Regions from separate parts of the Homo sapiens genome. Here region 1 is linked to region 2. The links are chromatin contacts, found by Hi-C or POLR2A ChIA-PET in ENCODE. All regions are on one chromosome and are shown on one strand. The core of a region is the stretch at or near the end of the contact, and the rest is flanking DNA. Distances in the headings are between cores, read along the strand shown.

Region 1 (6,296 bases), core at 3,401-5,900, 290 kb before region 2:
TCACTGTGTCCTTAAATTACTGGGCTCAAGCAATCTTCCCACTTCAGCCTCATGAGAAGCCGGGACTGCAGGGCATTATGCCCAGCTAATTTTTTTTTTTTTTTTTTCTGTAGAGACAAGGTCTCACTATGTTGCCCAGGCTGGTCTTGAGCTCCTGGCCTCAAGCAGTCCTCCCACCTTGCCTCCCAAAGTGCTGAGATTATAGGCATGAGCCACCACACCCCATTTTTACTACATGTTTAAGATAAGAATGACTGTCTATTTTGGGCCAGGCACAGTGGCTCATGTGTGTAATCCCAGCACTTTGGGAAGCCGATGCAGGCGAATCACCTGAGACCGGGAGTTCAAGACCAGCCTGACCAACAAGGCAAAACCCTGTCTCTACTAAAAATAAATAAATTAGCCATGTATGGTAGTGCATGCCTGTAATCCCAGCTACTCAGGGGGCTGCAGCATAAGAATCACGAACCCAGGAGGCGGAAGTTGCAGTGAGCCAAGATCGCGCCATTGCACTCCAGCCTGGGCTACAGAGCAAGACTCTGTCTCCAAAAAAAAAATTAAAAAGAATAACAATCTATTGTGCATAATTATCATGAGGACTCAGACATTCAGAGGAACGTCCAGATTTTCTTCTTTTTCTAAACATCCTGGATGCTATCCTGGATGCTTCCAGTGGATGCTACCCACTATCCTGGATGCTTCTTGGCCAAGGAGGGTGAGCTGGGGTTGAATGTGCACAGGGCTCCTTCCTTATGATCCTGGCTTCATCTTCTGACTCAGGAACCTGGCGGACCGAGGCTGTGTTCAGCGAGGAAGCACTGATCCAAGTTCCGAGTGACATCCCTCTTCAGAGCGCTGCCACCCTGGGTGTCAATCCCTGCACAGCCTACAGGATGTTGATGGACTTCGAGCAACTGCAGCCAGGTAGGAACCCACAGGTTGGGGGAGCAGGCCAGGGTCTCGCAACTAGGGTGCCACTCACATCCTGACCCCAAGGCCAGGAGAACTTGCAAGGTGGAGGTTTTGAGGGGGTGATGGACCTCTCACCTGGGTGAATGTTGTTGCTTTCACTTAGAAAGATGTTAGCTTGGTTCCTAGGAAACATGCTGAAACCTCATGAGGAGTACACTCTCGAAAACTGCTGCAGGGTCACATTCTCTAGAGCTTGGGATTGAATTCTGTCATTCAGCAAAAATGTGTTGAGCTGGGGCTAAGCTCTGGGATACAAAGGCAGACAAGATAGACACAGTCCCTATGTTTTCAATAAAATGCTGAACTTAGTGTTAATAATTCCACTCAGCGTTTACATAGCACTTTCCAGTTCACAGAAGTGCGTTGACAGGCATTATCCCCGTTGAGTGCATGAAATCTTCACAGCATTGCAGTAAGGTTGGTACCATCATTGGTTAAGAGCTCAAGCTCTGGGCAGATAACCTGGGTCTGACCCCAGGCTTCACCTTTCCCTGACTGTGAATTTGCCTCTCAAATCATCAGATTTTTCTTCTGTAAAATGGAGAATAAAGAACGTGGAGGGTGAAACACTACAGCATAATACTTCACACAGTGCTGGGCATACAGTGCAGAGACTGTCCGCTGCTTATATTCTTCTTCCCTTTCATAAATGGGAAAACTGAGGTCCAGAAAGGTAAACTATTTGCATGAGATCAGCCAGGGAGTAAATGACAGAGCCAAGTGTTTTTATTTGGGTTTCTCTGAAAGCAGAGCCTAAGACCAGCACTGGGTGCAGAGAGTTTGTTTGGGAAGAAGAAATGAAGGGGAGTGGGGAGAGTGAGACAGAGATGGAGGCAAAGCCCATGAAGCCCGGTTACTGCTGCGGGCAACTACTGCTCCGGCTGTTTTTTTGAGACAGTCGTGCTCTGTCGCCCCGGCTTGAGTGCAGTGGCGTGGGCTCACTGCAACCTCCACCTCTCGGGTTCAAGGGATTCTCCTGCCTCAGCCTCCCAGGTAGCTGAGACTACAGGTGCCTGCCACCATGCCTGGCTAATTTTTGTATTTTTAGTAGAAATGGGGTTTCACCATATTGGCCAGGCTGGTCTCTAACTCCTGACCTTGTGATCCGCCCACCTCAGCCTCCCAAAGTGCTGGGATTACAGGCGCGAGCCACCCACCCCCAGCCGGCCTGCTCAGTCTTGCTGGGGCCCTCTGAAGACTCTCAGAACCCACTGCAGAATTAACCCTTAAGGCCAGGCATGGTGTCTCATGCCTGTAATCCCAGCACTTTGGGAGGCTGAAGCTGGCAGATCACTTGAGGTCAGGGGTTTGAGACCAGCCTGGCCAACATGGTGAAAACCCGTCTCTACTAAAAATACAAAAATTAGCCCGGCGTGGTGGCAGCGCCTGTGACCCCAGCTACTCAGGAGGCTGAGGCAGGAGAATCGCTTGAACCCGGGAGGCGGAAGTTGCAGTGAGCCAAGATTGCACCACCGCACTCCAGCCTGGGCAACAGAGCAAGACACCATCTCAAAAACAAAACAAAACAAAACAAAACAAAAACTAACCCTTGAATGATGAGAGGCTGGGCCAGTTTTCCACTAATTCTCACACCCCATTGTTTAAGGGTCGCCCTAAGGGCATTAACCTCCTGGGCTGCCTCTGCACACCATGCACATCCATGCACATCCGTGAGCCGCAGTGGCTGTAGAACTCACCCAAGCCACCTCTCATACCAGCGAAGAAACTGAGGCCCACAGTTGTTGGAGTGTGATGAAACATGGTGCCCAGCCACTGTCCAAGGCCTGGCTGAAAGCCGATGCCAGTTCCCACAAGAGAAATATAGGTTTCTTGCAACTATGGCAGATGGTTCCTGGGAGCCTTTGGTGGAGAAAGCCAGTGGCTGTGACCAGGGACCTTTGCTGGAGTCCTAGTGCAGCAGACACTTTGTTTGCTTGCATCCCATGCCCTAAAGCCACCTCCCATTTAGGCTGCAGCTGTAGTAACAGATCTAGGCATTTCGACGCTGCCCACCCTAAGTACCCACTGCACACCTCTCCACTTTCCTGCCTCAAGGCTGATATGGCCTGAACTAGATCACTGTTGAATAAACTTAGGATCTTGACACATGGTAAGAATTACATTTTATATTGTGATCAGTTTATACAAATAGGAATATATATATAATGGAAACCAAAGTTTCGTGAAATACCCTTACTATGTGTGACATACTCTGTTATTTTTTATTCTCTTCTCAATTTTAACTTTAAAAAAAAAAGGTGCTTGCAACCAACTAGATTGATTCATAATCCACTGGTGGGTGACAACCTGTACGTTGACCCCTGGTGAAGACGAGTGGGCATTCTTCTTCCAGGAAGTCCTCTATCTCTAGTTTCAGCCCGTTGTGTGACAGATCCCTGCTGCCTCTCAAAAACCAGATAGCATTTCAAATTCAACAAAGCACTTTCCCGGACACGATGCATTTGACTCTAATCGGGGGCACTTTTTTTTTTTAATAGAGGGAGTCTCGCTCTGTCACCCAGGCTGGAGTACAGTGGCGCGATCTCAGCTCACTGCAACCTCCACCTCCCGGGTTCAAGCGATTCTCCTGCCTCAGCCTCCCTAGTAGCTGGGATTATATTTTAAGGGAAGGAAACTGAAGTTCACAGAGGTCATGACTTGCCCTGTCTGTTTAGTTACAATCATTGGTGAAACTGAGACTCATGCCCAGATCTGTCTCATTCCAGAGCCCACATTTTTCCCAGCATGTCACACCGCCTTCCCCAATGGCCAGGTCCAAAGCTAAACCTGGGCTTTGCCACAGAACTGTAGGACCCTGTTTCAGGGGCTGCCAGTTTCTCCAGCGCAGCTGTAATCCCATTTCAAGGCAGTGCACCTTTATTAAACACTGCAGAGAGGAATAGGGCATGACCCTTCCCTCTCAAGAAGCTGCAAGCTGTTGATAGAAATGGACCTATATACAATGAAGTGTAAGATGGGGCAGACCGTGGTATGTGCATTAATACAGATGCCCACAGAGCACTGTGGGAGCACATAGAGGGAACAATCCAGGAAGGCTTCATGAAGGCTGCACTTGAGCTGCGCTTCAAAGGATCTACAGGATTTCAATAGGAAGGAAGAGAGAAGGAGGGAAACATTGCAAACCAAGGAAATAACCTAAGTAAAGACTTGAGGACATAAAAGTTGGGAGGATGACGAAGGCTATAAAATATTTTACATAGCAGGGCAGGGTCTAAATTATATCCAGTGTAGATGCTGAGTTGCCAAGTCCTGGGAGGCATCGTGAGTGTTGTGGAAGTTTAGGAGGCATTAGGAGAACAGTGAGAAACAGTGGAAGGTCTGAGAAGACTCAGCAGCCAGGTCCTGGGTCCCTGTTGAGCCTGAGGACTCCCTTGCCTACAGAAGGATCCCCGGCTGGGAGCCTTTGACCTATTGCAGATCTATACAGGGCTTGATTTGGTTCTCTTCCTGGCTCCACAGGGGATTCTGTCATCCAGAATGCATCCAACAGCGGAGTGGGGCAAGCAGTCATCCAGATCGCCGCAGCCCTGGGCCTAAGAACCATCAATGTGGTCCGAGACAGGTGCGTGGGGAAGGAGGCTTCATCCCAGACCATGTCTTGGGTCTTTCCCACCTCCCATCCCTGCGGTGCCCAGTTGTCCACCAGAGGGCGCCCTTGCATAAGCATAAACTGGCTTTAGGCATCGCTAACAGTTGGCGGCTGAAACAGATGAGTCAGTCCTAAGAAATGAAGTCCAGCTGGCTTTTGGCGATAGGATGAGTGAATCTGACATGTAAAGAGAGGGCAGGAAGGAGGTGGAGACTGCCCTTACTGAATAGCTAAGACTTTCTGAGACTCTTGGCTTGTGATAACCTCATGTTTTCAAAACCCCAGTTGATATTTGGGAATGATTTGAGCTGTATTATTCTTTCTGTGAACTGTCTAACCCAAGGCCCCTTTACCCTTGCTTTTGTGTGGTACTTGGAAGTGCGCTAAATACAGACGTGAAGGAGACAGGGGCAGGTTTGTCATCTGTCTTTTACAGATGAGGAAACTGAAGTTTCAGGGAGCAGCTTGCCCTGGAAGACACAGCAAGTCAGTAATAGACTCGGTTTCCTCACTTACTCTCTTTCCATCATATCGTCCAGTTTCTCTAGGCCTCACTGTCCATGAATGTGGCTGTGGCTGTCATGGAAGCCCACTCTTAGTATAATCGACACCAGCTTCAGTTCCTCAGTTGTACTCGCAAAAATAATTCCATTTGCCTTAACCAAAGAGACCCAGAGCCACTCCTGGTCTAGACTGTGTATGTCCAACACTCTGAAGAACCACTTGAAAAGAGGGGGGAAGTGGAGTTTGTCCTTTCAGTAGAAGAAATCAGGAAGTTAAGTGACTTCTCCCTGGGCACAGATGGCTTCTAACACTATTGAGCTGTCAGGGCCTGTGAAAACCACCCAGTCTCACTCTGTTGCCAGTGAGGAGACAGCCAAGAGCTATTGAAGCTGCATGAAATTAGGTGGCTGGTCCCTGCTCAAGCCTGGCTTAAACCTAATCCCAGCTTCCTGCAAAAAGAAGCACGGGTTCTCCCAGCTGTGGCAGAGAGGTCCTGGGGGGCTTTGGTGGAAAAAGCTGGCAGATGTGACCAGGGACCTATGTTTGGTTTCCAGACCTGATATCCAGAAGCTGAGTGACAGACTGAAGAGTCTGGGGGCTGAGCATGTCATCACAGAAGAGGAGCTAAGAAGGCCCGAAATGAAAAACTTCTTTAAGGTACCTAGGAAGAGGGACATTGCCCCTCCAGTCCACGCACATCTCCCTGAAGAAAGTTGACATGCATTAGAGAAACTGGGGACTGGCCCCATTGTTCCTCTCTGGAAACCTCCCTTTGCCTCTTGGTTGGTTAAAGCCCATTCCCCCTAGCCAGGCGGCAGGCAGCACGCATTAAGTGCCCAGATGCTGGGAGGGAGGCATGAGAAACAGAGTTTAGGAAACCCAGTATGACTTGCAGTTTAAACGTTTGTGGTGGGCCGCATCAGCCCACATGTGTGACTCTTAGAACTGGCAGGAGAGGACCTGAGGAAACAGAGACACAGAAAGAGAAAGAAAAGAAGTAACCTTTCCCAACCACCTGCCTTACATTTTATCTGATGATTTCCACAAAAGCTTTTCAAAGGAACTGTTATCTGTTTTACAGATTAGGAAACTAAGACTCAGAAAAGAGGAAATGCTTAACCAAAATCATATAGTTTATAAGGGCTCCAGAGAGTCAGAGCTGGCCTCAGTCTCTCCGAACTCAAAGCCTCTTAACCTTCCAGAACCTCCA
Region 2 (6,639 bases), core at 537-3,036:
ATAGTTCACTTTTAATAGTGCCAAAGATATACTGTACTTGTTTCCCCAGGTGTATGAATAATATCTATATTTACCTTAATTATAAGCTTCTTATAGAAAGCACACTGAATTAACTACTTTGATTCTAAGGCAATCTGGTGTTCAGTTATTACATCTATTTTTGAATCTGCCATTTATTGAGTGCTTACTGTACGCCAGATAGCATGTACGCTACATGGATTATATTAATAACACCCCAAACCAAAAATTTTACAACTGGCGAAGAACTGATTACACTTTCAATTTACAGAAAAGGAAAATGAAGAGTACATCAAGTTTCCATAAAAAGTAGGGGTTAGTGCTACATTAACAAAACTGGGACGGGAAGAAACATATACGGGCTATATATCCTGCTTTTGATTAAAGGGATCAAACCAACTAAAATTTTTGCCAGGACTGAGAATACAGAAAACAACAATGAGCAACAGCATTGACTACAGTACATCCTCAAGAGAGTATAAATCCACTATAATAATATCCAAGACACAAGACACAACCATTTCTTGCAATTTTCCCTAAAAACAGAAGGGAAGAAAATAGCAGCTGTGAAATCACCCAGACTACAAAAAAAAAAAAAAAAAAAAGCATCTGAAAAAAAAAAAGGAAAAAGAAAAAACTATCTCCTAATGAACAACTACATGCCAAAAAACAAGTCTCCACAGACTAGTCATTTATGGCAGGGTACAGGGTACAGTTAAAGAAACAACAGGATGACAGTCGCTATCATGTGGCCAGAAACCAGTCCATCAGCAATCTGTTTCACGTGAGATCACTTTTTCTCAAGAGAATGCCTGTTCTTGGGGAGCATGACCTGTTTTGGCAAAACCTCCCCAGGAATAATGGCCTGCTGGTCAATCTCGGAGGGCGAGCCCAGACCCGGCCTCTCCACAGGTACAGCAGCCCAGCGAGCACGGAGGAAGATTTCCAAGCCGACAGATGCGCGAACTGAAAAAGGAGGTCACGACGCTGAGAGAATAGATTTAACCCTCTGCTCGCTGGGAACCCAGAAGACTAAGGGGGAACATGTTTTTCAATGATGCAGGCGTCGGTGGCGGGAAGGCCTGCGAAGTCTTGCCAGGGCTCCCTGCAGTCCTCAGATTCCGCCTGACTTCTGCAGACAGCCCAGCTCCCTCGCCAGGAAGAAATCGCTCCGCGGCTGCACGCAACACCTTCACCGTCTGAAACCTGCGATTCTCCGCATTTGGTTTCCTCCCGAGGCTCCTGCACACCGCACCGTGATTGACGCACCCGAGGGGACCGTCAAAAATACATCTCAAGCCTAACTTTCCAACACTCCCGCGACGCAACCCCTTCCCCTTTCCTCAGCGGCTCTGGCCCGCCCCTCGCTCCTCGGGCCGCGTCCCGGCTGGCGACTCGGCGTGCACACGAGGCTCCTCCGCGGGAGAGCCCGCGCCCCGGCCCGGGGCCTGTCGGGGGTTGCAGACAAAGAGGCTGCAGCGCCGCCGCGGCCGCCAGGACCGTCCCCACGGGGACAGCTCCACGCCCACCGCCCCGGCTCCCGCGCCGCCGCCGCCGCCTCGCCTCACCGGTGGCTCCGGGGCCGGGCTCCTGCGCCCGCCACTGCTGCAGCCCGACGAACAATGGCAGGAGGAGGCGCCGGCGTCCGAGGCTCGGGCCCTCTGCGGCTCGCGGGCCCGCCGGCTGCTGCTGGCTGACTGACTAAACGCACCAGCGGAGGGAGGGAGCGAGCGAGCGACCCTGGCGCGCGCCCTCCCGCCTTCCCTCTGCGAGGCGAGGCCAGCCCGGCCCGCAGCCCGCCCGCCGGCCCGCGCCCCTCCCCCTCAGTTCGCCACAACATTGTAGTAAATTTCTATTGGGCCGCGCCGGAGGGAAGGAGGGGGCCGGGCCCGCGGCCCGTCCGCCCATTGGCTGAGGCCAACTTCTAGCTCCCCTTGTTTCCCCCCTCCCCTAGGCCGGTAAGGAGAGGAGAGGGGAACGAAAAAGAGAGAGGAAAAGGCAAGGGGCTGGCCGCGTGTGCGCACGCGCAAGTCGAACCCGGTCTGGAGCCGGGGTGTTCCGGGATCCCGCAGCACCCACGTGGGGCATGAGGCAGCTAGAGCCCTGGACGGTGAGGCCCTTTCCTCCTTCCAAGTAAGAGGCCGAGATTTGGAAGCCTCAGGGAAGTAACTCGCGTAGAGGTTGTAGCCAGGCTACCCCAACTGACTCCCCCTAAACGCTTAGTGACCTCGGGTAAGTCACTCAGCTTCTCTGTACCTCAGTTTCCCCATCCACTAGTTTGACTGTCTCTAGGCGCCCTTCCAACCCTGACATTCGATGAGACTTTACCTCTCGTGCCAGCTGTGTAAGGCCTGAAATGGAAGCTAAGTGTTGAGACCACGCCAAGATTGAACCTGTCTTCTGCATTTAAGGATCTCCTAATTCCCCCCTGGCAATCTCAACATTATAAAGACCTAGCTTCCGAGGTCTGGTCTCCAGATGAACTGAGGGTTGCTCTGACAATTGCTTAGTGTGTCTTTATTTCCTTCCAGAAGTGTCAGAGACCCCTTGACCCTTCCTACTCCCTGCTAGGCTGGTCTGTGAACAGGCTTCGGACCCACAGTGCAGAAAGAAGGCTTTTGTTTTAAGCATGATACCTAGAAGGTAAGATAGGATCTGGTGTTCTATTTTAGAGATGAGGAAACTGAAGCAGAGAGACTTAAAACTGACAGGATAAGAAGCCAGGCCATCTGACAGCAGAGTCTGTAGATGCCAGCTAGACATTCCTGATATCTAATCACAGCCCCTTCACGATCCCAGCACAGCCTCTGGAAACAGATTGCCTGGGTTCAATTCTTAGTCTCCAGCCTTTTCTAATGGTTTGATTTTCATTTTTCTTTTATTTATTTATTTATTTATTTGAGACGGAGTCTCGCTCTGTCACCAGGCTGGAGTGCGGTGCCGGAATCTCGGCTCACTGCAACCTCTGCCTCCCGGGTTCAAGCGATTCTCCTGCCTCAGCCTCCCGAGTAGCTGGGACTACAGGCGTGTACCACCACGCCCAGCTAATTTTTGTATTTTTAGTAGAGACGGGGTTTCACCGTGTTAGTCTCGATCTCCTGACCTCGTGATCCGCCCTTCTCGGCCTCCCAAAGTGCTGGGATTACAGGCTTGAGCCACCGCGCCCGGCTGTGCCTCATTTTTCAACACCATAAAAGGGGATAATATGTCCAAGTAGCTGGGACTCCCACCTATAGTGGGAGGCTGAGGTGGGAGGATTGCTCAAGCACAGGAGTTCAAGGCCACAGTGAGCTAGGATCATGCCATTCCACTCCAGCTTGGGCAACAGAGCAAGACTCCATCCCTAAAAACAAAAACGAGGGTTGGGGGAGGGAGAAGGATAATAATAGTTCCCACCTCACAGAGTTACTGTAAGAATTAGGCCAGGCATGGTGGCTCATGCCTGTAATCCCAGAACTTTGGGAGGCTGAGGCAGGCGGATCACCTGAGGTCAGGAGTTCGAGACCAGCCTGGCCAAATGGTGAAACCCCATCTCTACTAAAAATACAAAACTTAGCTGGGCCTGGTGGCAGGCACCTGTAATCTCAGTTATTCTCGGAGGTTGAGGCAGGAGAATCACTTGAACCCAGGAGGTGGAGGTTGCAGAGAGCCGAGATCATGCCATTGAACTCCAGGTTGGGTGACAAGAGCAAGACTCCATCTCAAAAAAAAGAAAAAGGAAAACAGAATTAAATGAGTTAAAATATGTAAAGGACTTAGAGCAGTGCCTAGCTCATAGTAAGATCTATGTGTGTTAATTATTATTACTATTCAGAGACTAAAATGTGGACTGAGAGGTGTGGAACTGGCAAATATAATAATATATTTGTTAAGCATGCAATTGTTGTTAGCACTGAGCTGAGCACGTTATGTAAATTGTCCATTTGAAACATCATAAAACCCCTTGAAAACCACCTGACTATACCATCTAAAACACCCTCCACTCAAACACCCTTATCCTGCTTTAATTTGCTTCATAGCACTTACCCTACTTGACTTTCTACTATATATTTATTATTTATTGTGCCTCTCAAATAAATTGCTGTAATCTAGACCCACTAGACTGCAAGCTCAGGAAGGCAGGGACTGTATCTGTATTCATCTCCCAGAACAGTATACGCTCAATAAATATTTGTTGAATGAGTTAATGAACATCCTCATTTTACATATAAGGAAACTGAGTCTTAGTGAGGTCAGGTGACTTGGCCAGGGTCATTCTGTGTATGAGGGGTGAAGCACCTGTTTTTTTTTGAGAAGGGGTTTCGCTCTTTTTGCCCAGGCTGGAGTGCAATGGCACGATCTCGCCTCACCTCACTGCAACCTCTGCCTCCCAGGTTCAAGCGATTCTCCTGCCTCAGCCTCGTGAGTAGCTGGGATTACAGGCATGTGCACCACGCCTGGCTAATTTTGTATTGTTAATAGAGATGGGGTTTCTCCATGTTGGTCAGGCTGGTCTCGAACCCCCAGCCTCAGGTGATCCACCCACCTCAGCATCCCAAAGTGCTGGGATTACAGGCATGAGCCACCATGCCTGGCCACACCTGTTCTTAAATACTCTGGTCTCCTGCCTCAAGTCCTCAGGTTCAGCTGTGCTTTTTATTCAGAGTTCTAGTCCTACCACCTCTGTGCCTCAGGCTTCCTTCACCAATCAGACAGGAAAATCTGGTACCTTGAAGGATGAGTATAGAAGACCAATTACCAGTGGTTTACCATCTCCACCACCACCAAGTTATCCAGCAAATTCAGATTCATGAAAGCCCAGTATTCTCTATGCCATGAAGTGCTAGCCAATGGCACATCTAATTGGATGCAAAGAATATGTAGCATTTAATAATCCTTACTCTGCAAATAAGTAGAGGTCTCAGGCTAACAGCAAAAGGCTAGACACAAGGCAGGTATGAACTACTCTGAAATTCAGAGTGCCATGCAATAACACACCATAATCCATTGACTCAGGCTTTAGAATCTGAAAGACCTGAATTCCAGTGCTGGCTTTTAATTCTTAGCCTGGAGATGAAAGGGCTTTGTAAACTGTAAAGTACTATCCACACATGAGGAATTTTTGTTATTTTAGACACACATCTTCAGTTGTTAGGCTAAGTGCCCAATCTCTGAGTGTTGCCAGGCCTATCACATAGGAAGATGTGGGGGTATAAGTAATGCCTAATATGAAGGTGGAAAAACTACCTTTACTCCTGGGCCCATCTGCCCTCTCAGACTTCTGCAAACCAGGTATCCAGTCCCAGCTCACCCTGCAGAGACTGCCATCAGGTACCAAGGGTAAAGGTCCCAAGCACCGTCTCTGAGGCTAATTTCCAAGGCAGAAACAGCTCTGCTCCATGCTCACATCTGGGTGGCAGCTGTGCTATGCCCCAAGCCCCAGGATGGGGTCCCTAAGGACCATCTCTATCTCGCCTGCCAGCTGAGCCCACCATTACCTCCCCACCCCCTACCCCTTGTGTTCCTTCCTAGGGAATACAGGCCCCGCTAGCTGCCTGTTAGCCCCTGGAGCAGTCAAGGGCAGTAAGCAAAAGAGAAAAAGAAAAAAAAAGACAGTGTGAAAGGGTCTTAATCCTTCCCCACAGCAAACTGAGCCCAAGCAAAAGCAAACACCAGCTGCACATAAGAGGGTGAAATTAGATGGTGAAATTAGGTGGTGACCAGTGGGGAAGGCCAGGGAGTGTAGATGAGGCCTCAGATGACCTGGTAGAGATGAGACTGGAAGAAAGCGGGGAGGGGCGGGGAAACCATACCCAAATCTGGGACGTGGGCGGATTAGGGACACAGCTGGCCTGAAGCCCTGTGTCTGTTGTGGAGGGTGGCAAGAGATTGAAGAGGGCTTTGAAAAGCTGGGCCCACCAACAAAGTGTTCTGAACAGTACTGTTGAATGAAAACTGATGCTGGTACCAAAAGTATATGAAGAGTAGTGCTTGCCATCCTGCCTATGGCAGGATAAAAAATCACAGTTATTTTAGACTTGTAAACACAAATGATAAATCAAACAGGCTATAATGGGATGGGAATTACCATTCATACAGTGGGATGGGGATTAATTTTACTAGTAGTACTTGAATTGTTCATAGAAAATTTAGAAACACAAGAAAAAATGTAAGTCACTATAAAGCCACCAGTCAAAAATAACTACCATCAATATTTTGGGACCTTCCCTTCTAGTACCTTTTCTTATACGTACACTTTTTTTTTTTTTTGAGACAGTGGTCTCACTCTGTTACCCAGGCTGGTGTACAGTAGCATGACCACAGCTCACTGCAGCCTCGACCTCCTGGGCTCAAGTGATGTGATCCTCCCACCTCAGCCTCCCAGGTAGCTGGGACTACAGGCATGCCATCATGTCCACCAAATTTTTTAATTTTTTGGTACAGACAGGGTCTCATAGTGTTACCCACACTGGTCTCGAACTCCTGGTCTCAAGCATGAGACACCACACCCACCCTTATGTATACTATCTATCTATCTATCTATTGTATTTATCTATTTTTGAGACAAGATCTCACTCTGTCACCCAAGCTGGAGTACAGTGGCACAATCATGGCTCACAGCAGCCTTTCCCTGAGCTCCAG

Evidence for each region. A loop is a pair of places that touch in the nucleus more often than their neighbours do. ChIA-PET counts read pairs that join two places held with the same protein, here RNA polymerase II (POLR2A). Pooled maps may share reads with other maps.
Region 1: a loop to region 2 is called in a pooled map, with 4 times the contacts of the local background. The contact joins the enhancer-like site here to the promoter of EPB41 in region 2. A Hi-C loop is called at or near these places in 2 of 168 maps with a recorded cell type or tissue (breast epithelium and transverse colon) and 10 of 50 pooled maps. POLR2A ChIA-PET finds 5 or more read pairs at or near these places in 5 of 52 experiments (A673, AG04450, H1 and 2 more).

The regions. Positions count from the first base shown.
Region 1 is chr1:29,201,390-29,207,685 of GRCh38, reverse strand. It overlaps MECR (mitochondrial trans-2-enoyl-CoA reductase), which reads left to right. Exons shown (of 10, transcript NM_016011.5): 4 at 781-924; 5 at 4,453-4,555; 6 at 5,641-5,743. Among named protein-coding and RNA genes, the nearest start is that of SRSF4, 23 kb to the right of the region's middle. RefSeq lists a silencer at 4,565-4,654. Within about 2 kb of position 4,650, at least 7 of the 41 ENCODE cell types and tissues checked have a DNase peak (open chromatin) inside an H3K27ac peak, as active enhancers do.
Region 2 is chr1:28,909,716-28,916,354 of GRCh38, reverse strand. EPB41 (erythrocyte membrane protein band 4.1) reads right to left here and starts at 1,786. Exons shown (of 21, transcript NM_001376013.1): 1 at 1,587-1,786. RefSeq lists an enhancer at 982-1,141 and a silencer at 1,362-2,021.